Linked DNA regions of Homo sapiens: all the other regions are linked to region 3. The links are chromatin loops, found by intact Hi-C in ENCODE. Cell type or tissue: mammary epithelial cell. All regions are shown on one strand.

Region 1 (8,000 bases), 270 kb before region 3:
TCATTCACTTGTGCCTGATTTTCACAAGTGATATTCATTGTAGTTTGTGCCTGTGGCCTACAGGAGAAGAAAGCCACCTGTTTAACTATTTAAATAGTTATAAGCCCATAGTTGCCTGAAATAACCTAGTCTTTCGTAGAAAGGTATGAAATTCCCTTTTCTGGGAATTGTTTTTTGTTTCTGATTCTTGCCCTTGGTAACATTTATGCTACTATATTATTTCTATGCTATGTGCGTTAGTTAAACCAGCATAAAAATTAACAGAAGACTTCACAAAAAAGCCAGGCCAGATGTCCCCTTGCTTAGCTCCTTTTATCCTCTTTCCGCTGACTTCACATGTTGGTAATGGCTATGTATTTGGGTATATTTCTGGATTAAACATTTTAAAAGCTAACTGTTGCCTTCTGGTACTTGTTATTCCTGTTACCAATAGTTCCTAGTATTGTTAAAAAGTCCCTGATGAGTCAGTTCAAAAGGTTAGGGTTTAGTGAGAGGGATAGTACATTTCTTTTTGGTGGAAACTATTAACATATATAAGTCTTTGGCTTTTTTTTTTATCATTATTTCTTAAAACTTTGAAAGTATATTAATGAGTCAAATCAGCTTCCTTAAACATCAGTGAAATGTTTGGATTAACAATTTTTAAATTTTTATTTTAAAAAGCTTTAATGTTGTGAGGAAAAAAATTACTGGGGGAGGTACTCAAGAGAGCCTTTTGGGGTCCTGGAAATTCTTTATATCCTATGGTGGTTAATGATCTGTGTGTGTGTGTGTGTGTGTGTGTGTGTGTATTTATATGTATATATGTAGAAATTAATTGAGCTGTATGTTTAAAACTTATTCTCTATACTGTGTATATATTACAACACAGTAAGGCAAATTAATATTTTCTAGTTTTGAAGCATCTTTTATTTTAAAGCATTTAGAACATGAGATAAGGTAAGTGATAGGATTTTTTTAAAGTTGTAAAGCACTGTGCAACTAAAAGACACCACAATCTAGAAATAGAAATAGCATATTTGGTATACAAAGTGGGTTGTCCTCCACCCTGTAGGCATGGATCTTTTAAACCCTGGTTTAGCCCCTCAGCCTGTTGCCAGAGAGTGAATTCTCTTTGTGCTGAGATGACTCTTAGCTCTGCCCCTGCTGTGGGCCTTAAAGGTTTAATTCTAGGGCAATTAACCCACAGATCCTTTTCAAAGCTTGTCACCTTACTATGACTATGAAAGAGCACATATTGTCCCTGGTATGATCATGAACAAAGTTTCCAACAATTGAAGGGGAGTTCAGTGGAGTCAGGAACTGTATTAAGGAAATATATTACAGGGGCAGAGAGAGCACCTCCTAAGAGTGTAATGAGGAAGAGAACAGACTAGAACACTCCCATTCCTGTTAAAGCTTTGTTAAGCATTTTATGACAGAAAACTGCTAGTGCAGGCAGGTTAATGAAGAGAGAAGATGAAAAACTGTTCTGTGAGTTTCAAACTAGGTCTATCATTAAAAGAGGTTTAAGTGTCACTTGCAAGCCAGTACTTTGGAGACTGAAAAGTTGTAGTATACCCTTTTAGTGTGAATCTTGCTGACAGGGTCAGCCTGAACAATAGGGCTTTGATAGACAGCCTGTATCCCTTTTGCTATGACAGGGTTTGATCTCTTATCTCTTATGATTTCTGACTCTCTTTTCCCCATTGTCTCTGTACTGTTCCATTCATTCCCACTGCTTGCTATTTGATAATGATTTCTCTAACAACCTTTTTTTTTTTTCTTTTTTAATACCTCTGCACTTTCTGCCTATTTCTTTCCATTTTTAAGTCCTTTCTCTAGCTTGTTTTGAGCCAGTTTCAGGGCAAATTCTTGCCTGTCTTCCTCTCATCTGTTTCTCAGCTAGATCAGGTTTCATATCTCTTACTACTTCAGCCCATATAAGTTTTCCCTTTCCTGTTGTAGTTACCGTCTGACTTTCAATGTGGCACTTAATTATATAATTTCTGATCTTATTTGTTTTTTTAAATTTTTAAAAATTAAAATTTTTTTAGAGACAAGATCTAACTCTATTGCCTAGGCTGGAGTACAGTGGTGTGATCATACCTTACTGCAAGCTTGAACTCCTGGGCTCAAGCAATTCTCCCCCCTCAGTCTCCCTAGTAGCTAGGACTACAGGCATGCACCACCATGCCTGGCAAGTTAACAAAATTTTTTTTTTTGTAGAGATGGGGTCTTAGTATGTTGCCCAGGCTGGTCCCAAACTCCTGGCTTCAGTTGATCCTCCAGCCTCAGCCTCCCAAAGTGCTGGAATTACAGGTGTTAAGTCACTGCACCCAGCCCTGTTATTTCTTAAGTGATTCATATTTATGCCTTATTTCTCCAGTTTTCTTGGAGGGAAAGCATCACCTTCATTTTCTATCTACTTTAGGGGATAACACAGTGCTTTACATATAGTAAGCAATAAAACTACATCTGTGGGATAAACAAATTTATATTCAGGTTCCTATAATGTCAGGTACTCAATCCTTTGTTTAAAGTTAATGCCATGTAAAAATAGGTAATAGGGGTATTATATTTGAATTTCAAGCAATCTTGTGCTTAAGGTTATATTCTGTATTTTCTTTTTATTTTCCTTTTACAATTTAATCTGACAGTGGGGCCAATTTTATAGGTGTAGGAAATCCTTTGTCAAATATAGTCTTCCAGTAAATACATGTTTTAAATAATGCAATGTGGATATGGCTCATTATAGTCTCTAAATAATTACCAGGGCCCTTCAGTAAGGGAAATACTTTTCTGATGGATCATTAGGAATACATTTGTGGCAGACTTTTAAACCATTACTAATCATAGAGATGGTCTTAATTGCTTTCGAAGTGAAGAATTCTTTGAAATGTGAAGAATCACTTGCTAAACTTTCTGATTTGCTAGACTAGGTTTTCCTAAATTGGCCTAGTTTAAAATGGGCATACCTGTGCTTAAAAAGATCCAGAGACCTTCCACCTATCTGCAAATACAAAATTAGCAGTAATAACTGACAATCAGCCTCCTTTCCCTCTGTCAGTTATAGGGACTATTTAAGGCTATATCTTTTTCATGCTCTTGAAGTAATGTGAGGTTTAGATTTGACTCCCTTTAATCTGAAACACTGACTTAGCTCCAAACCACTTAACAGCCTGCCATTTTGCACTGGGAGGGGAAAAACAGCAATGTAATTTACTGTCCACATTTTATAGTTTTCCCTTAAAAAAAAAAAAAACTTGCTTACACAGTTCCTGTATTTGCACAGACTAGAGAGTGAAATGGCTTTTAAATGCAGCCCTGGCTGGGCAATGCCAGGAACCCACAGCAGCTGACAGGCCACTCTAGCTGGGGAAAGGCAGTCAGAGGTAAAGAGCATCTCTGGGAATAAAGGTGTCAGGGAGAGAGTGTGAGGGAAGATGTAGGCGGCACAGGTGGGAAGGACAGAGGGTCATGGCTGGCCTACGCTTCATAACTTACGTGCACATCTAGACACATCTTGATAACGATCCTGTCATCATTTTAGTCAGGCAGAAGCATTTCCTGGGCCCTGACTCATTGCTTGGGAATTTCTTCACCATTACCCTGTCTGAACCCTGGTCTCTTAGAGATCTAGCCAAAAGAACCTCTGGCCTTATATATTATCTCTATTACTGAATGAACAGTGTCTGTCTTGGGTCTTGTCTAGGAAAACGGAATAAGAAGCAGGATTCTTGAAGTCTCACCTTGAGAATCATGCTCCACCCCGCTAGAACTTTACCCTGACTCCTGGTCCCTGTGCCCTACTGCCTCACATTTTTCAACTTCTCCTGCTCCATATTCCCTTCCAGCTCCATCCATTCATGGAGCAGTTACTAAACATCTGATATGGGAACCCACCCACTGGACTAGTAAGGAACCCTGTATTAGTCAGGGTTCTTCAGAGAAACAGAACCAATAGGATTATGTGTGTGTGTGTGTGTGTGTGTGTGTGTGTGTGTATAATATGTGTATGTATGCACATGCCCAGTTAATTTTTAATTGTTCATGTATATATAATTAAACATATATGTATATTAATTTACATATTTATATACATATGCATAGTAAATGTGTATGTAAATACATATATGCATATATTTAACTTAAATATATACACATGTGTGTATATGTATAAAATATATTTTATATATACACACACACATATGTATATATATACACACACCTGTCTTCCTGTGTGTATATATACATATATACATACACCAATGTATACATTTTTACATATGGCTCTTGGTTTACATGTATACATACATGAAGACAAAATCGACAGGATGTATGCGTGTATGTATGTGTATATACGGATGTATATATGTATATATGTGCATGTGTATAACCAGATGTATATGTGTGTATGTGTGTGTATGTGTATATACAGATGTGTATATATATGTATACACATACACACACATCCTGTTGATTCCGTCTTCATGTATGTATACATGTAAACCAAGAGCTGTATGTATATATGTATACATTGGTGTATGTATATATGTATACATACACATGGGAAGACAGGTGTGTATATATACATATATATGTGTGTATGTATATAAAATATGTTTATATTACACATATATACACAAATATATGTGTATTTTAAGAATTTAAGATTTATTTTAAGAAACTGGCTTATGTGATTGTGGAGACTGGAAAGCATGTGTGTATGTATGTGTGTGTGTGTGTGTGTGTGTGTGTCTATGTGTGTGTGTGTGTGTGTGTGTCTATGTGTGTGTGTATGTGCATACATGCACATGCCCCAATAGTGTGTGTGTATCTATCTATCCATCTATCTTTTTTTAATTAAAAAATTTTAAGAGACAGGGTCTTGCTCTGTCACCCAGGCTGGAGTGCAGTGGTGCAATCGTAGCTCACGGTAGCCTTCACTCCTGGGCTCAAGTGGTCCTTCCATCTCAGCCTTCAGAATAACTAGCCCTACAGGTGTGTGCCACTACATCTGGGTAATTAAACTTTTTTTTTTTTTTTTTTTTTTTTTGTAGAGAGGGAGGTCTTGCTGTGTTGCCTAGGCTGGTCTTGAACTCCAGGCCTAAAGCAATCCTCCTGCCTTCACTTCCCAATGCGCTGGGATTACAGGCATGAGCCACCACACCCAGCCTATCTATCTTGATTTGTTTTAAGGATTTGGCTCATGTAGATGCGGAGATTGGCAAATCCAAATTATGCAAGCCAGGCATGATGGTTCACACCTGTAATCTCAGCACTTTGGGTGGGCGATGTGAGAGGATCGCTTGAAGCCAGGAGTTTGAGACTAGCTTGGCCAACAAAGCAAGACCCTGTCTCTACAAAAATAAACCAGGGAAGTGTTGAGGTTGAAGCTTAAGTCTGAAGACAGTCTGGAGACATAATTCTCTCTTCCTTAGGGAAGGTCAGCCTTTATTCTCAGCCTTTATTCTATTAAAGCCCTCAAATGATTGGATGAGGCCCAACAACATTATGAGGGTAATATACTTCACTTAAAGTTTCATGATTTAAATATTAATCTCACTATCCCTAGTCAAGTAATTATTCCTTCCTCTCCATTTCCAAAGCCCTTTGTTTATAACTGCTATGGAACCTACCACAAGGCTCATAACTTGATTTATAGTTGTTTATTTATGTAAGCATCTTCCTAACTAGACATTTATTAATCAAGGACAAGGGCCCATATTATTTTCCTTTGTCAGAGTCACTATCTGTGATGACTGATTTTATGTATTAATTTGGGTAGGCTATAGTACCCACATATTGAAGGGACAGGATTCACAGTATGAGAAATTCTTCAAACACAGAATGCACGTTCACAAGATGCTGGGTGGCCACAAACATGCCTACGTTAGTGAGTGAAGAAGAGGGAGGAATCAAAACTGATTCCAAGTTTTCTCATTTAGCAGCTGGGTGATTGGCGATGTTGTGACCAAGGCAAGGAAAATGGGAGGACTAGATCTGTGGGACAGAAAGACAAAATTGAGTTTTTGTTTTTGAATACGTTGAATTGAAGATATCTGCAGCACATCAGTGTGGAGACAGTTGTACAATAGACAGAAATTTGGGTTCTAGGCTTAAAATAGCAGATAGGACTAGAGATATAAATTTCGTAACCACCCTATAGATGTGGCAATAGACAAGGCTAAACAGGAAGTATGTAACCCTAGGAACATCTGCCCCAGAAGGGCAGGTGGAAGAGGAGGAATGCTCGCCCAAGGACTAAGGAGAACAAGTTGGGGAGGTATAAGGAGAATCCAAAGACTGAGAAATCTACAGTGTCATGGAAATCAAAAGTGCAAAGGAAGAAGGTGGTGAGCAAGAAAGTGAAATGTTACAGAGAGATGAGTAGAGTGAGGACTAAAGGGCACTGGATTCCCCAGGCAGGAGGTCATTGGTGGTATGCAGAGGTGCTTTGCCTTAGGCCAAGATCACGACCCATTTAGGGTAGACAGTCACATGCTGTGGGCCTCTCCTCAGCCCTCACCAATATACAACATTCATCCTTTTGTACCCACCCTTCCCTCAGTCCCCGCAGTGTCCCTTCTCAAGCCCACTTCACCCTATATTTCCTAACAACCCTTCCCCAAACCAGCACCCCATTTGAGTCTCAGGTCCCAGCTCTATGCTTTCCCAGACACACCATTCCCCCAGCTACTACCACCATTACCATCTCTCTGTCTCCAGTCCCTTTCAGTTCTCTTTGGTATTTTTCTGATTGTAGAATCACTTGTCTAGCACTCGTATATCAGTCCCCAGGCATGAACCAGTTTCTCTGCTTCCCTTTTTTCCATCCCTATTCCTAGGCATCCTTCCTACCCACCAATGGCACTGTCATTTTCCCCAAAGTCCTACCAATACTTCATGGACCAGCCCTCACCTGTACCCAAAGTTTTCCTGGCACCAGGCCTATTGTTCTTAATCTTTGGAGACTTTCCTGGCCAGCCTAGACCTACTTTTCTTTGCTTGTCTCTCACCTTTCTGGTTTTTCCTCTCACTTGGGATGCTGTTTTACTCCCCGGATTATGGTCCTTCCTTACTTTTGTATCTATCCTTTTTCCTTATCTGCTAGTTTTTTTAAAAAAAGTTTTAAAAAGCCATTATCTTTCAGAGATACATAATGAAATATTTATTGATGCAGTGCTATGACTGGGACTTAATTCAAAATATTTGGAAGTGGGGGCAAGTGAGTTGATATAAATGAAGAAATGATTGGTCATAAGTTGAAGCTGGTCATGGGTCATTGTTGAAGCTGACCGGTACATGGGTACATAATTTATATTACTCTCTCTACTTTTATATATGTTTAACATTTTCCAATGAAAGGTTTTAATGCAAATTAAATTGATACAAAGAAAACTAATATTGATTAGAAAAGAAAACTTAAATTGATAAAAAATATAATAATACAGATGTGGCAAAAGTCATGGAGGTAATATTTGAATGCCTGGTGTTGGGAAAACACTAAAACAATAGAAAAGGAGCTCAGAATGGGTGGGGTATGGAGCATTATACCTTGAGGAGGGAGGAAAGAAGCCTTGGTAGTTATATTGTTAAGGCCTGACCCTCGTGGTTGTGGAGTCCTTATACTCTTCAGGGAGTAAGGGGTTGAAGAACAGGTAGGACTTGAAAGAACAATTTTGAAACAGCCACTGTGTGGAGGAGGAAGGAAGCCAGCCAAAGGTTAGCAGCAGCTACGGCTGGAGAACATGAATTTGCAGGAGAGCTACTCACCAGTGTCTTCATGACTTAAATGTCTTCTAAGTGACTCTAGGAGCTTTTACAGGTGCTTCAGCCTTTCTGCAAAAAATGAGAAGCATTTTCCTTAAATCAACTAAGATGTAAACTGCCCATGAAACCCATTTGTCTCTTTAAACTCTGTTTTACATATTGAGTTTCAGGGAGGATTTTCATAGAAAAAAAGTCCACTGTTAAAATAATTTGACGAGATCAGCAATATCCCTGGCATAGCTGTG
Region 2 (8,000 bases), 430 kb before region 3:
TTTAGACTTCTTTTTGGACTTTTTGTGAGACATTGAATGGTTTTCTTCCATAGGCTTTGGACACTTTAGTAGAACGGAACCAGGGGGTAAGGTTTCCAGAGAAGTCCTAGAGGTATATTTGTCTTGCTGGTCCTCATAGATACTATCGTTTTGACTAAAACTGTCAACAGGTAGGTCTTGAGTCCCCCGGCCTTCTGGAGTGCTAGGGGAGTTGGAGTTAGAATTTACAATCTGAGGAGGATGTGAGATGGGCAGATAGGTTGAAGGCAGCGGTGGAGGGGTAGGGATGGCAGCAGCCGCAGGGGGCAGCGGGAGGCCTGCAGCAGATTTTTCACTGGTGGGATTCAAATGACCATTTAGTGTTGGTGGTACTCTGTTCGTCAGGTGAGATATTCGGGCTTTTTTATTCATTAAAGGATCAATAAACTCTGAATCCAAAAGCCGTTTCTAGGGGAGGGAAAAGGAGAAAAGTGAGCCAGTTTGCACTAAAATTAAATAAATTCAATACATGCATGGCTGGTTAAACAACTAAGTAACCTTACTTACTATTAATATTACCAGGGTTGTAATATTACACGCTTTCTTCATGCTTAAGCAAAAAACAAACAAACAAAAAACCCAAACAAAAACTAAACCAGAACAACAACAACACAAAACCAAATGTGAAATACATTTTCATGTTTAATGTCAAAAAGCAGAATCTGGCAAATGTTTCTTGAAGTGCTTACTGAATTCTTTCTAATCATACAGCTTTACCCTAAGTTCCAAGAGAGACTATGCTGATTTATGTGGATTATACCACTCAGGAGAGTATTAAACAGAGGCAGTCACCCTCCATTGCTGGCTGTGGTTGACCTAGTTATATTAAATGAGAAGAGAAAGCAATTTGTGCCGTTTGACTCTGTGAGAACTAACACAGCTAGGTAAAGGGCAATAGCCTGCACTTATTTTAATCTTTAATGGGCTAAAATGCTCCAGTTAAGAGTATTTTGGCTGTCATTTATCATTCCACCTGTCTTAGAGTGGGAACAGCCAGCACTTTCAGAATAGTTTCTCTAATTATCTCTATCACTGTTGAAATGCTATTTAATTTTTTTTTTTACCGTTACATATCTCTTTACCAGATTGGAAGATAAGTCTTAATAATTGGTCCATTAAAATTAGGTGGAAGTACTTTAAAAAAAATCATGGTAATAGTAGCCTAATCTGTCAACAACAATAATAGTATTTAAGTTAAAAAGGAAATTTAGATAGTTGAAAACTATAAAATATAAATTCACATTTATGCTTAAATGTAATGCTGTAGCTTGTATTCTGGCTTGAAAGAAAATAATGGTTAATCAACTCATTATTTTGTTTTCAATTTAACACCATTTATTTGGCACCTAGTATATAATTTGATCAGAGTAGAAGTAGTTTCATAATAGTTGGCATTAAAAGTGAGACTTCCACAGACATTGTATATATGCAAGGACAGACCTGCTTTTTTTCCTTTTTCTTTTTTGTTCCCCCTCTGTTCCTCACAATAAGTTTCTAATATTTTCTGATGTGCGAATGGCTGTTTGCCCAGGGTATGCTTAGTGTTCTCCACACATCTGTGGGCTTCTCACTAATTCTTGGGAGTAAGGTCCAGAGAGAGAGAGGGAAGACACTGTGTCAGCAGTACTGGGGTGGGGAGGTGCGTCCCACTGTCTGTCAAAAGCACCCAGAACACCGAGAGAGTTCTGAGTTTGGCCAATCAGCTGAGAATCAGGCAGGCTTCACTCTAGTACTGCCTAGGACCTTCTCACCTTTTTCTTGGATGAGCTGAATCTCTTGGGGGAAAACTCTAAACTGGAGAAGAATCTGATTGGGAGTACTCTGATAAGGATCCAATTAAAAAGAAAACATGGAAACATGCCATCATTTTTGTTTATTTGTTGATTGTAAATCCATTTTCCCCAAAAAATATTCTTCTGGAACATGTTGACAGACAAAATTAAGTATCTTCAATTTTCCATATAATCTGATAATTGTTTGGGACTGGGTAAGTCTTCTAGTTAGTGACCAAATTGGAAAGTAGATAATCTTACAACAAAATGTAAACTTTAAAAATGGAAAGCAAGGTAGACATTAAGTACTCTGACAAGCAGTGCTGTGTAGTGGAGAAAGTTCTGGGCTGGAAGCCAAGACCTAAATTCTAGGCTAAGCTCAGCCATAACCAGATGGCTTTGGGCAGGCAAGCTGTCCAGCTTCTCCGGGTCTCATTTCCTTCACTTATACATCAGAGGACCTGATTAGAGGCCCCTAATATCTATGTCAGGTCTATAATTCTATGTTTATGACATACCTGAGGAGAAGATACAGCGTCTCTACTAGAACATACAGGAGATTCTGAACGGCTGGTGCCTGCAGCATTCTGAGACGGATTTAGTTTTCTGTAAAGGACACACATGTTATGTGTTAAGGAGATGATTTAAAAATGTTCATGATAGAAAGCTTGCCTTGCTTCCCTTCCCACCTTAACACTAAAATAACAATGACTAAAATAATGACTTATTTCCATAATTTTTAAAGAAACATTTTTTTAAAAGCAAGAAAAAAAGAATTCACCTAGAGAGCACTGACTCCAATGACCGTCTGTCTATTTCACTGTATCCAGGCCAGTCTCTTTGAAGCTCTTTAAAAACATAATCCTTTAAGGTATATGAGAGGTCCTTAGAATTCAGATTGGCTACCTAGTATGAGGTATAAAAACAGAGCATTAGGTATTTTTACTATCATCTCCTAACCTAAAACAGGCAACCTTTAGGATTTACACTGAAAATAATTACATCAATTGGCCCCAAAGGGACTGCTAGTTTTGTATTATATGCCAGATCTCAATAAATGCCATTAACTTCATTTTGGGAATTAAAGCTTTATATACACAGCTAAATGTTTTTTTCCCAGAATGGCCATTGCATTTTTAATATTTCTAATCAGATAATAAGCCCATATTAGGAAAAAAGTGAAGATTTTAAAAAAATCAATTATTTTAGTCAAAGGAATCCAAAACAGTTGTACAGTAGTCCCCTCCTTATCTTCAAAGGATACACTCAAACACCCCCAGTCGATGCCTAAAAACTCCGATGGTAACGAACCCTATATATACTGTTTTTTTCTTATACATACATACCTGATAGTTTAATTTATAAATTAGGCATGGTAAGAGATTAACAATAACTACTAATAAAATAGAGCAATTATGCCAACATGCTGGCAACACTACTCTTGCGCTTTGGGGCCATTACTAAGTAAAATAAGGATTACTTGAACACAAGTACTATGATATTACAACAGTCGATTTGAAAACGGAGATGGCTAGTGACTAATGGGGGACATACAGAGGGTTATCCAATCCACTGCTGTGGTATCTCAGTGCATGTGTCCAGGTAACCCTTACTGCACTTAATAATGGCCCAAGATGGCTACCAAGTGACTAATGAGTGGGTAGCATCTACAATGTAAAGCTAAACAAAGGGATGATTCACATCCTGGGCGGGACAGAGCAGGACAATGTGAGGTCTCATCACGTTTCTCAGAACAGCGTGCTACTTAAAACTAACAAAATGTTTACTTCTGAAATTTTCCTTTTAATATTTTTGGATCATGGTTGACCATAGGTAACTGAAACCCCAGAAAGTGAAACCACGGATAAGGACTACTGTATTACCAACATCCTTATTTACTTCTGGGCAATTGAGTCCATTACTTTTGAGTCACAATAAAAATCCTTGATCACTTGTATTAAGTAGAAACCAAACAGTGCCCAAATGTTGGGTTACAAACTTTCCTTTCAGTCATCAACCAAACACTGTCTTCATAAATAGTATCAATTCTGATAACCTTGTCTGTCTTTCTTTGGATAACCACGCTTGCTCCTTATATCTGCCAGTTCTCCTGAAGAACCACTTACTCAAAGTCCTTGAAATTCCCCAAACCAATAAATGAAAACATATGCCTAGAGAACCCCCAAATTACTGTTATTAGTCAGCCAGTTTATTCCGAAGTGTAATCTTTTCTTATCCCTTAACTGCAATTCCTAGAGTTTCGCGGCTTAGCCATTAACTAACTACACAAACATACAGGTTCACGTGCCAAACCAAAAGTAATTAATTTTTAAGGCTAGGAGAAAATTACTCTTGCTTATGACTTCCTACTGGAATAGATCATTCTTTCTGTGTCTTTTAAAAGTACTAACAAATATGATAGTTTATGCTTCTCACAACTTAGCTGAACACTATTCTAACAGTAATGTTTCTATTAAGGAGAAAATAGGTTTATCTTAAAATTCAAATTTGCAAAATTCAAATTTGCAAATAAGTTAATATAGTATACACCCAGATTTCTTGAGGTGGAATAAACACAATCCATCAATTTTCTTTTTTCTTTCTTCTTACTCTTTTTCATTTTTTGAGACAAGGTCTCACTCTGTCACCCAGGCTGGAGTCCAGTGGCAGGAACATGGCTCACTGCAGCCTTGACTTCTTGGGCTCAGGTGGTACTCCCACCTCAGCCTCCTGAGTAGCTGGGACTACAGGTGGACACCACTATGCCCGGCTAGTTTTTGTATTTTGTATTTTTTGTAGAGATGGGGTTTCACCATATTGTGTAGACTGGTCTCAAACTCCCGGGCTCAAGCAATCTTCCCTTGGCCTCCTAAAGTGCTGGGATTATAGGTGTGAGCCACTACGCCCCACTGGCAATGCTTCCATTTTCTTTTACCCCCAGCACTACACACATTGACACCCCCACCCCCACAGCAATCCATTTTCTAGGTTTTTGTAATAGGACATTCTCCTGGTTTCCGCCTCTCTTAGGACCTTTTTTTTTTTTTTTTTTTTTTTTTTCCGAGACAGAGTCTTGCTCTGTCGCCCAGGCTGGAGTGCAGTGGCATGATCTCAGCTCACTGCAACCTCTGCCTCCCAGATACAGGCAATTCTCCTGCCTCAGCCTCCTGAGTAGCTGGGATTATAGGCGCCTGTCACCATGCCCAGCTAATTTTTGTATTTTTAGTAGAGACAGAGTTTCACCATGTGTTTCACCATGTTGGCCAGGCTAGTCTCGAATTCCTGACCTCGTGATCCCCCCACCTCGGCCTCCTAAAGCGCTGGGATTACAGGGGTGAGCCACGGCGCCTGGCCTAGGACCTTTGTTTTTTAAGTCTCTGTTTCTCAATCCTCTATATGTTGAAATGCTAAAGTACTTAGTGCCTGTTTTCTGCTCTGTTTTCCTCATTCTGTTCATTTCCTCCTAAGATGATTTCATTAAGTTTGAAGACTTTCAATACCCAATATATATGCTGCTAATTCCTAAATTTATAACTCTAGCCCCAACTATCCTCTGACAACCACACCCTTACATATAACTATCTACTGACATCTATCTCCACTTGGATATGTCTAATAGACATCTTCCAAATGGAGTCTATATAAGACAGAATTCCTGATCCTCTTCTCCCCCTTAATCCTACTTCTTTTCCATCCTTCCGCATCTCAGTCAATGGCTCAATATCCATTCAATTGCTCAGCCAAAAACCTAGCTATAATCACAGATTCCGTTCTTCCCCTCATTGTCTCCCTACACCTAACCGTTAGCAAGTCTTATCACAAAATATTAGGCTCTTTAAGTAGTCTCTCTCCTCTACTCCTGCCCCTCCAAGCCATTCTTGCCGTAGAAGTCTTAAATGCAGTCTAAATGCAGTCTAAAATGCAGCCATCTGAGAAAAGGTTCCCTGATCTCTCCACTTAAAGCAGAGGATTCCTTCCCCAGCTCCTTTCAACTCCTCACTGGTCCTGAAATTGTCTCATGAATAAGCTCCATGAGGGCAGGGTTTCTATTGGGGTTACTTTGGGATTCCAGCATTTAAAACAGTGTCTGGTACACTGTAGGTACTTAATAAGTTGAATTGAATGAATGAATGTTGAGCTTGAGCCAAATATCCAAATGTTAAGCTGGATACATTATTCAACTTTATCTAGTTTCTGATTGTTAAAATTTAGTTTTTCCATAAAAGGTCATTCTAAGAAAAAAAGGTTTTATTAATACATACCAGTTTAATAATAAACAGCAATACACAAATTTCCTGGTGGATGTTAAGCACTTTTAAATTTAGGTACAAATTTTACCGGGAGCCAACATCTTAGTTTATTTTAAAAACCTATTACTTTGATGAATTAATAATGTCCACAGGGTTCTGAAAACTACTGTGTAAGTAACAAATAAGCAAATTATCTCTACTGGCACAGGCAAAGCCTGATTAATTATTTTAGGTAACTTGTTTCCCAACTAGTTTGTCTGGGACAGAATAACCAATTTTGGGATGATTTGTATGTATCTTGCGGCTCTTCTTTTCTCTGGTGCCTACTTTTGGTCAGTTTTATTAGAGCAAAGTCATTTTATTTTTTTTTGTTAGCTGCTAGCAATGTTCAGGAAAGGGAATTTAGGTATAATTGGTTTATGTCAAAGTTATGAATATGCCTGATATCTTTCTTGGGAGGATAAATGAGATCGTGCACGTGAAATGCCTAGCACTGTGCCTGGCACATAGTATATGCTCAAAAAATGGTCGATGTTGTTAGCCTTTCTGTGTTTTCACTAGGCCAGTGGTTTCAGCTCGTATATTAGAATCATTAGGGCCATATAGAATATGAGTGCCTAGGCCCCACCTTCAGATACTTGGCTTTTGTTGGTCTCAGGTGGAGTTCAGGCACTGGCATGTTTTAAAGGCTACCCAAGGGATTCTAATATGTTACCAGGATGAGATGATGCTCTAGATTCTATCAAATGATCAACACTAATAACTCTCATGCCTCGCTTGGGGGTAAAGTTTATCTACACTTTGAGATACGCGCACACACACACACACACGTATATATATATATATTTAGATATCTATATGTATATACACAATCACATAATTACTGCCATATATCAATAGTAGTCTATGTGTGAATTGCCTCTGCAGTCATTTTGCCTTCTCCATTATCAAACTGAGAAGCTAATTCACAACTTTTCTGGAGATGCAGTTACCAAATGCTTTGTGATTTGTAACCTGACTCTCACTGCTTCTCCAGATATCAAACTGAACACACACACCCTCATTCTCATTTATTCTCTTTCTTTTGAGCTCTTAAAACTGCTATGTGACATATGGATTTAAATTATTTCCAAAAAGTGCTAAAGGACTTAATAAAGATCCTTAAGATTGATTGAGATACCTTGGGGACTGGCTAACCTGAATTGGAGACAATGGTCTTACCCTTTCATAACATTTAGTATTATGTTGTGAATGTAAGAGATAATGGATAAAAAAATAGACTTGAAATGTTACTCTTTGAATAACAGATCAAAACCTGTAGGGTTTTTTTTTTTTTTAAATGATGAGATTCAGAATAACTTCTTTGGAAATGTTATTTCCTTAGAAAAAGTAAAAAAGATGGACCACCATTTATGGTGGATCTGAATGCTCATAAAGATTTATGACAGATGGACAGAAGGAAGGAAGAAAAAAATATGTAGGAGGTTATAGTCTAACAAACCACTGACTTTAAAAAACAATGGCCTACTTTCTTACACGTAAGCTTGTGATAAAGTATGGGATCACTGCTAATACATTACAATTTCATATGCTTTTATGCAGACAAATGACTGATCTTGGCACACTTAGTGGCAGAAAAAGATAGAGTAATAAGGGCAGCACAAAGTATGTGGGGCAAGATACATTTTAAACTATTTAGTAGGCAAAAAATGTTCTGGCTTATACCAATCAAAGGCCAATAGAATACATTGCACAATTTCACCGACAATAATCAATACAAATTAAGGCAATACTTTAGTGTATTCAACACTAAAAACAGATAACAAACACTTCTTACTTTCTTTTTAATGGAATTTGAGAACAAAATTTGTTGGTCCCAAATAAAGACAATGCTCACATTTCAACTAGTTTTTAATTAAGTGCTTAAAATGAGATGATT
Region 3 (8,000 bases):
GCTGGAATACTTTTCTTTCTTTAAATTGATTTCGGCTTTTTTTTTTTACTTTAGTAAATTTTTAAATGATAAATAAAATTAATATTGCTTATCCTAAGTAGTGGGTGATGATAAAAATATATTAAAATAAAAATGGTTGTGTACGTCTAAAATCATGTTGCATGCAGAATATTGTGCCTTCCTTTGAGATACCTGTTCTTACAAGTCCCAGAAACTGAGATGTGAGTCCAAACTTGAGGACAGAGCGACGACATGGACGTCTACAAATGTGACATGATGGGGTAGTTTTATCTCTAGGTGCAAGTCAGGGGGAGGATAATGAAGAAAACTGTCCGGCTAACACTTCAAACTGCTGACACTGCATAGGTTCCTTAGCAGCTCCACAAGGACCTGCCGAGCTGTCCCACGCCTTCACATACACCCCATTGAGGCTTGAGTTTGCTGTAAAGGTATCCTAACAGCCTTTTCTGGCTCTGCCCAGCCCTGTTTTTCCCTCCTCCACACAAATTGGTCTCCTGGCTTGGGTTCCATCTGTACCTTTGACTCCAGCCAGGTGGTTTCCTTTTGGCCACTATCGCTCAGCGTGCTGATTGCTGCCTTGGTCCTTGTTGTTTGTCCTTTCTCTCTTTAAGGACCTGGGGCTTGAGCTGCCAATTTTATAAGGGAAGAAGTTCTTGTCTTTTTATAGCGTCTCTCCTTGCCATTCCCTGATTCCATTAATATCCCATCAACGAAGTGCAAATTGTTGCCTTTCCCCTCCCACTTCTCGGTGTGAAGCGGTGACCCAGTTAACAGGGGCAGGGGCTTGGGGCTCCTCTGGCTCTGTCTGCACTTCCAGGACTCAGTGTGTGCCCGAGTTAGAGTGACCTGTACAGTGTGTTCCTGGTGGGACTTTAATACAGGGAGGCTTTTGCTGTTTTCTGCACGGTCAGATGAGGAGCTCTATGTTTGGAAAAGAGGCTTGGAAAAAGAAAAACCAGAATGAGCAGCCTTTTCCTGTTGACTTAGACGCCCTAGGTGGCCGGGCAAGTCTCTGACCTGCTGGGAGGCCTCAGTTTCCTCCTGTGTGAGTGAAGTGAATGGAAAGGAATGGGGCCCCATGAGCCTTCTCACCTTTTTTTTCTTGCTTGGTCTTCCCGACTGAAACCAGCATCCTCCCTGTTCTGATCTGGGCAGCCTCCTGGAGTCAGGTGGGGCCAGGGACCAGGTCCAAAGCTGAAGCTCCTTCTTCCTGCTGTTGGAGGTCAGCTGTGGGTAGGGAACTGGACTGCTCAAGCTTCTGTGGTGAGACCTGGAGTTGGGGAGGCCTCTGTGCGGAGCAATACTGGTGGGCGAGGGGTGTACTCAGCACAGTGATTGCTCAGGGAGGCTCTGGAAAGGGTGTCTGTTCCAACTGAAGGCAAAATGAGAGAGAACAGGCTGAAGCTCTGCTAAGCTGTGTGGCGTTACATGCAACCCTTAGCCTCTCTGAGCTTCATTTATTCTGATTTTAAAAATACATGCAAAAGGAGTACAGTGCAGCTTCAACTGGAGCAAGCAGCAGGTCCCTTCCAACATCAACATTCTTTGAGTTCGTAAGTCCAAGACTCTATATTTTAAAAATATTTTTATGGGTCTCAGACCCTCACTTCAACACCCATTTCATATGCTCCTCACTATTAGCAAACTTGCTACCTACTTTGTTCAGAAAATTGAGTTGTATTAGGGCTGAAGTTTCTTTATAATACTCAGGTGCAAGAAATGTCATATAGCACAGTTTTGTTGTTGTTCATTGTTAATTCAAGTTTGAAATTCTCCCTCCAGAGTGTGGCAAGGGTCAGTAGCAGTCATTATTGGAGGTTCTGCTCTCCAGAGGCAGTCAGGCATCCTTGGAGGATTGCTCAGTGCAGAAAATTCTAGGAGAGACCTCTTTTCTCTAGCCTATCACAGTCACTGCTTAGTTGTTTATTGGCTGGGCCAGAAAGGTCCATTTAAAGGCTGGAGGTTCTATTCCTAAGCCCACCCACCCACCTCCACCCCTAGTGCAACTTGGGTGAGGTGGCCTGGTTCTCACTACTGGGAAACTCAGGACCCTGCACATCTATAAGCCACACCATCGGAGGTTCTGCCATCTTCAGGGAACTGTATTGGAAGGGCCTGGTTTTCAGCCTGCTGCACAACTTTCTGCCACTGGCCCCTTTCTCTGTTCCAGAAAAGTCACCCCCACGGTCCTGTCACTCACTTCCTTCAACTACAATGCCACTTCCTCAGGTATGAATATAGCCACACAGTAGGCATAGTAGTGACTATTTGCAGAATCCCAATTAAATAACCACTTCAAACAAAAGCCTAGGATGGAGCTGCTACCTCAGTGTCCCAGAAACTCGTTTTTCACCTAGAAGCACAAAAGTGATCCTTACCCTTGGAGGCAAGATCAGGAGCGCACAATACAAGGGCTGACTTGTTCATCCACTGGAGACTCTGCTACAGTATAAATGCAATATCAAAAATGATATCTAAATTCATTATCCTGCTATAGAGGCAAATGAGCATGAGCGCCTTCCATTTCTTGCCTCACCCATGCCTAGGAACAGAGCTCCACTCACACCCTGCATTATCGTCCTCCAATTTCAGAAGATGCATTGTCTCCTTTTGTTCAAGGCCGACCCCAGTTACACATGCCAAGACCAGGTTCCACAGCCATCCTCCCTCTTGAAACATCCACCTTTCCTCTTGCAGGGGTATGTCCTCTTCAGACTACAAGCTTACTCATCTCCTTCCCATTCATTAAAAAAGAAGTCTACCTTTGACCCCCATGTCCTCTTAGTGATGTCCTATCTCTTCTTCTATTTCATCCAAACATCTTTAAAGAGTTACCTATACTCAGTGTGACCACTTCATGTGCCATTCACTCTGCATCCCCTGCAATCTGGCTTCTGCTTTTGGTAAGGCCACCCATATTGTAGCTGGAAAATTCAGTGGACATTTTCCAATCTTTGTCTCACTGTATGTTTCTGGGGCATTTGGCCATGTTGCTTGTGTGCACCACTCACTCTCTATGATAGTCATATTATATTCTCTCAGCTTGCCTCATTTGTTTCTGTTCTTTCCCAACCATGGTCTCCTCTCCCTCCATCTACCACCCACATGCTGGGGTTACCTACCTTTCTGTTTTAGCCTACCGCTCTTCTCATTACTGATACTCTTCTTGGGTGGATTTTTCTACACTCAGGATTTCAGCTACCATCTGTATAGTAATGACTGTCTAGTTCAATCTCCATCTCCAATTTCTCCCCCAAGCTTTAGGCTCACCAATTCCATCACCTGCTAGGCAGCTTTTCTTGGGCACTCTTCAGACATTTCGGATTCAATTGCTCAAAAGCTACATGTATCACTTCCCTCCAACCTAAACCTCTATTTGTTCTGTTACCTTCTCTTTACCCAGTGACAAAAGTTATAAAATGTCTGCCTTGACTTTTTTCTTCTCCTCACTCCCTTTATCCAACTGATCATTACATCCTGATGTTTTCCCCTCCTATGCATTTCTCAAACCCATCCTCTCAACTCCACTCCTACCACCACTACCCTATCTCAAATGCACCTTCTTTTAACTGGACCAATATAACAGTCTCTCAATTGGCTTCCTGGTTTCTAGACCTGGCCCACTCCATTCTCTCTCCAGAGCTACCTGAATGATTCATATACAAAACAGTAATCTGACCCAGTCCTTCTCTTGCTAAAGTCATTCTGAATCTACACAAGGAAATTCAACCTCCTTTCCTGGGGCTGTCCCTTGTCTATCTCTTAAACCTTAGCTCCTACCACCCGCTGCCCCCTATTTTGACTCCAACTCTCAACCGGCAGTAGTTCTCTGCAAGTCTTCTGTTCTCTTTCTGTTCTTTACTTGCACATTTACCAATAAATATGTTTTACTCCAGTGTATTAGGTTAGTATTATAAGGGAAGTTTCAAGTTCATTTCATATTAAACATTAGAGCCTTCATGCTTAGGGAGAGAGGGAAAAAGAGAAAAAACCCATAGCTAAATACATAGTTAAGTCGCGTTCTTCTCCAACGCAGCCAAAAATTGGACTGGGCCTGAGATATTTGTGTGCCCTGTTTGATTGAAAGCTGTTAGAAAGTATGCCAAACATTTTAGATTTTTCGCTCCCAGAGTTCTTGTAAACCCGGCAGAACTTGTCTGTTATGAAGAGTGGACTGCCCTCTAGAGGTTCCCATTGGAAGGAGCACATCAAACCCACAGTGTTAAGGCATTCTGCAGTTTCTTGTGAGGTTTTGCTGTAGACATTTACTATTACTGTTCTTTGTCCCCAAAATGCTTTTCCAGATGTCTAATTCTGAGTCACACATTTTTAATTTACTTTGGGAATAGAGATTTGGGGTAAAGCATGTGATGGACCTCAAAACACTCAATTTGGAGTCAGGAGATGTGACTTTTAGTCCCGGTTCTTCCTTTAATATCTGAGGACTTAGATTTCATGTCTGTTAATCAAGTAGTAGAAGATCACACTTCAAAACTGTGAATCACCAGAAAGTATGTTTTAGGAGTAAAACTGGGAAGAGTTTCATTAATTCAGTAAATATTTAATATGGAAGACCCTGGGGTAAGAGCTGTTTTGCAGAAGCTAGGAGTTTACGTTTGATCTTTACAATGTTAGATGAAACATATTTGAAAAAAAGACACTTGGAAAACATTTGGGCTTGCAATTTAAATGGATGAATTTAACCCTGATATCATAGAACCCTGAAAGCGAAACTGAGCTAAAACAAAGTAAAACTTACTCTGATTCCAAGGGTCTCTTCTGACATGAGAGTGGAAATGAATCACACAACCACACACACACACCCATAGACACCCTAATATGCCATTAAGCTCTGACCCAAACCCCTTTTAGCCTGGTTTCCCCTTTTCTATTTTCAATCAAGAGAGAAAAAAAAGGAAGTCTTTCATTTAATGGTAAGAACCAACTATGGTCTCTGTATGCTCATATAATACTAAAGAATTATAGGTAAAATTATATTTTATGTACTTTATTATGGTACTATGTCAATTGACATTGAACTTCATAGTACACTGAAGAAAGGGAAAAAATATTAGGACACCATTTATGTCCGTAGTAACACTGGAAGTAAGATGCCGCAAAGCTCAGGACACAGTAGCTAGGAAACAAGACGTCTGAATTCCTGTGATTCCACACATGTTTGGAGGGATCTGGGGACACCAGCTGGATCTTCTGTAATGCAGGTAGCCACATCTGTGCACCATGGTTATGATGCTCACTTCTGTGGAGTTCAATGTTAATGTCCTCTTTGGCATCTACCTCCTCCAAGTTCAAAGCTGGACTGCTGTGCTGGGAATCCAGCAACCTGAACCTTTTTCTTCATTACAAATCTGGACATCTTTGGACTTGATTTCTGACATCAAATCAATGGTTTTACTTCTCTCTTCATTAGTTTACTGTCTGTCTTTACAAAGTCCTCTGGGCATTAGCAAAGACATGAACCTAACAGAATACCTCTAACATTTTGAACACATATAAAACATTAGTACTTGAAATTTTTCCTTATGTTTCTATAGCTAAGGAAAACTTTTAATTTTTTTTTTCTGTCTTAGCCTACTCTATCCAGCATTCCTTGCTGGAGGCACAGCTAGGATGAAAGCTTTGGAATGAGAAATGAAAGGAGTAAATAGACTTGACTTTACTAACAGTGTCCATGTTTTTATTCCTGAAAGTTATGACACAACAATTGTTAGACCATAATCATTAAGAAGTTCTGTCATCATCTTCTGTTAGGTTGAAACGTTCAACAAACAAAACAACAAACCTATTTTTATTCTGCTTTCATATTTCAAATGCATTTATGCACTTCAAATTTCAGTTTCAAATATTCTTGAGAGTTTCAAAAACTCTGCATCGTTTTTTGACTTATGACTTAATGCTATATGCTGCCTTATGCTGTTTTACTTCTGCTTTCTTCATACTTTGCTTCATTTATTATCCTATTCTTTCCTTCCTTCTTCCTTTGTAATCCTTGTTTATGGTATTATTAGAACTTGTAAATTTCTGTAGGTAGTGGTTACAATATAGGTAACTCACAAGGCCTAAACAGGTATATTTAGATAATAGAAAGTATTGAACTCTGAGTCTGGAGTGGGAAAAGTTGATCACATCACTTCTCCCCCCAAACAACTTTGCTCTGAGATTTAGTCTAAAGAGATTCACTTTTCAATAAGTAGAAATGTGATTTGGTGGATAGCTTGCTGCTCATTCCAAAGTATATTATATTTCTCTTTCTGGAAGCGAACCCCTGGGAAGAGGGTGCTTGGTGAGCTCTGGATGCCGTGCCCAGAGGCCAGGGGTTTTTGGAAATGCCGCAGAACATCCTGTTCCTGGGAGCCCTTCTGCCTGGTTGTTTGTGCTCTAGAGACTTGGCTCCTGGTGTTCTTGCTCAGACCTTTGGACTTTGGCAAGGCTACTTCTCATGTTTCTGTCTTCCTCTGTGTGCCATTCTGGCTCTGTAGATGGTTTGGTTTTTTGTGTTGTGACAGTGGAGGCTGCTTGGAGTGCACTGCCAGGCATTGGCTCATGGGCACTCTGCTCCATTTCAGTAACAGCAACAGAACTTGGATTTGACTGGGAAATAATAACCATTACTGGAAGAAAAAAGTAGCAAAACATATTTCCTAATATGTGCTAACATAATGAGGGGCCAGGTCTCCAGCTTTACGGGTGATTATTATAGTTTTTGATTGTTGCCAGTTACCAACACTAAGTACTTTAGCTGTGCAACTTGATTTGAACAGCATTGCCAGAAGAGCACCATCAAAGGCTTTTGATAACATGCTACCAAGAAAATATGTGACACCAAGATAACATACGACCCCAAGAAACTTATTTAATCTTCTTGGTGCATCTATAAAAATAGAACCAAGTAGAAAAACAGTATAAAAAGCAAAACGTTTCTCACTGGGGTTTTGTGAAGGATACCAACTAGCCCTCATGAAGTATTGTGAGTTTCCTGGAAGGAAGGCCTTTTGTAAGTTCAAGTTATTGCCATTCACTAATTATTGGTCATAACATTGCACATGATAGATGGGAAATGGAAGAGTGGGAGAATTAAGTGATTAAGCTAAAATCACACAGTGAGCTGGGGGAAAACCCAAAAGTGCAAAGAGATCTAAATTTGTTTCATTGGAAGAACACAGTTATATCTGGACAAAGCCCCAGAGTTTAAGTGACAAGGACACCTAACATAAAACTTGAAGTCATAGGCATGTAGCCAAATAATACAAATATCCTTGTTAAATGCAAGTGTATCCATACCAGTTATGGATACACTTGTCCTTGGAGGAGAGCTAAGGTGAGTCCTGCTGAGGACAGGAACTCTTCTGTGTTTGATTTGCAGGTAGAGCGAGTAGTTGACCCTCTGAGCCCAAAGCTGCAGAGAACACAGTAAACCTAGTAAACTGAGTGTGGCTATCTCCCCAGGGTGGCCCTCTGAGAATCCCTCCTAGGTTCCTGAGAGAGACAGGTAGACAGGCTATAGGTGGAAAGAGACAAAGTGCCTTGAGCTCTGTGGGTTAGGATCCTATCTTCAACCCCTAGACACTTAAAAGTCTTGCCTGAACTCATGGCCTTTCAATGAGGAAAGCATCACAGAAAGACTTTATGGTAATCGGACAGGAAACAATGACTGGGCAAAATTTTTTAAGCAGTCAGTATTAAGAGAAAGAAGGAAAGCCATGTCTTTGCTATTTACCTCAAGGTTATATTTTGCAGCATCTAATGCCAACTATTAAACAAGGATACACTCTTATCTAATTTGCGCTGTTGTCTTCCCAGGATCTGGAACATTTTCTGCGGGAGTCCACCTTTATCTCTAGAAGCCTCTGGCAAACTGTTTCATTTCAGCTCAGGTCCTTTTGTAGAAAGAACTTGATGCTGAAAGCAGCTCGCCCCTTCTGCCCTCAACCCCCACTCTCCCCCTACCCTCCCCACCA

Evidence for each region. A loop is a pair of places that touch in the nucleus more often than their neighbours do. Peaks named below come from ENCODE experiments on the same cell type or tissue, not always from the same donor. Only the 100,000 strongest peaks of a DNase experiment are listed, where the experiment ranks them.
Region 1: a loop joins it to region 3, with 7 times the contacts of the local background. A loop is called at or near these places in 9 of 110 quality-filtered maps.
Region 2: a loop joins it to region 3, with 4 times the contacts of the local background. A loop is called at or near these places in 23 of 110 quality-filtered maps.

What each region holds. Positions count from the first base shown.
Region 1 is chr5:96,064,643-96,072,642 of GRCh38, forward strand. All of the region lies in intron 1 of LOC101929710 (a long non-coding RNA gene), which reads left to right. It overlaps LOC105379096 (a long non-coding RNA gene), which reads right to left and starts at 7,825. Exons shown (of 4, transcript XR_001742447.2): 1 at 7,759-7,825. It also overlaps a transcript of CAST not described here. RefSeq lists an enhancer at 814-1,716. In mammary epithelial cell, no CTCF peak of the experiment used is centred here; a DNase peak (open chromatin) is centred at 3,549; H3K27ac peaks cover 3,512 bases.
Region 2 is chr5:95,898,364-95,906,363 of GRCh38, forward strand. It overlaps ELL2 (elongation factor for RNA polymerase II 2), which reads right to left. Exons shown (of 12, transcript NM_012081.6): 6 at 2,593-2,717; 7 at 2,330-2,417; 8 at 1-447. Among named protein-coding and RNA genes, the nearest start is that of LINC01554, 50 kb to the left of the region's middle. In mammary epithelial cell, no CTCF peak of the experiment used is centred here; a DNase peak (open chromatin) is centred at 3,488; H3K27ac peaks cover 1,945 bases.
Region 3 is chr5:96,332,380-96,340,379 of GRCh38, forward strand. All of the region lies in intron 3 of LOC101929710 (a long non-coding RNA gene), which reads left to right. The region is part of intron 1 of LOC107986365 (a long non-coding RNA gene); the gene reads left to right. It overlaps LOC124901034 (a long non-coding RNA gene), which reads right to left and starts at 1,387. Exons shown (of 2, transcript XR_007058881.1): 1 at 1,114-1,387. It also overlaps a transcript of CAST not described here. In mammary epithelial cell, a CTCF peak has its summit at 4,209 (motif pointing left); DNase peaks (open chromatin) are centred at 3,712 and 4,172; H3K27ac peaks cover 1,128 bases.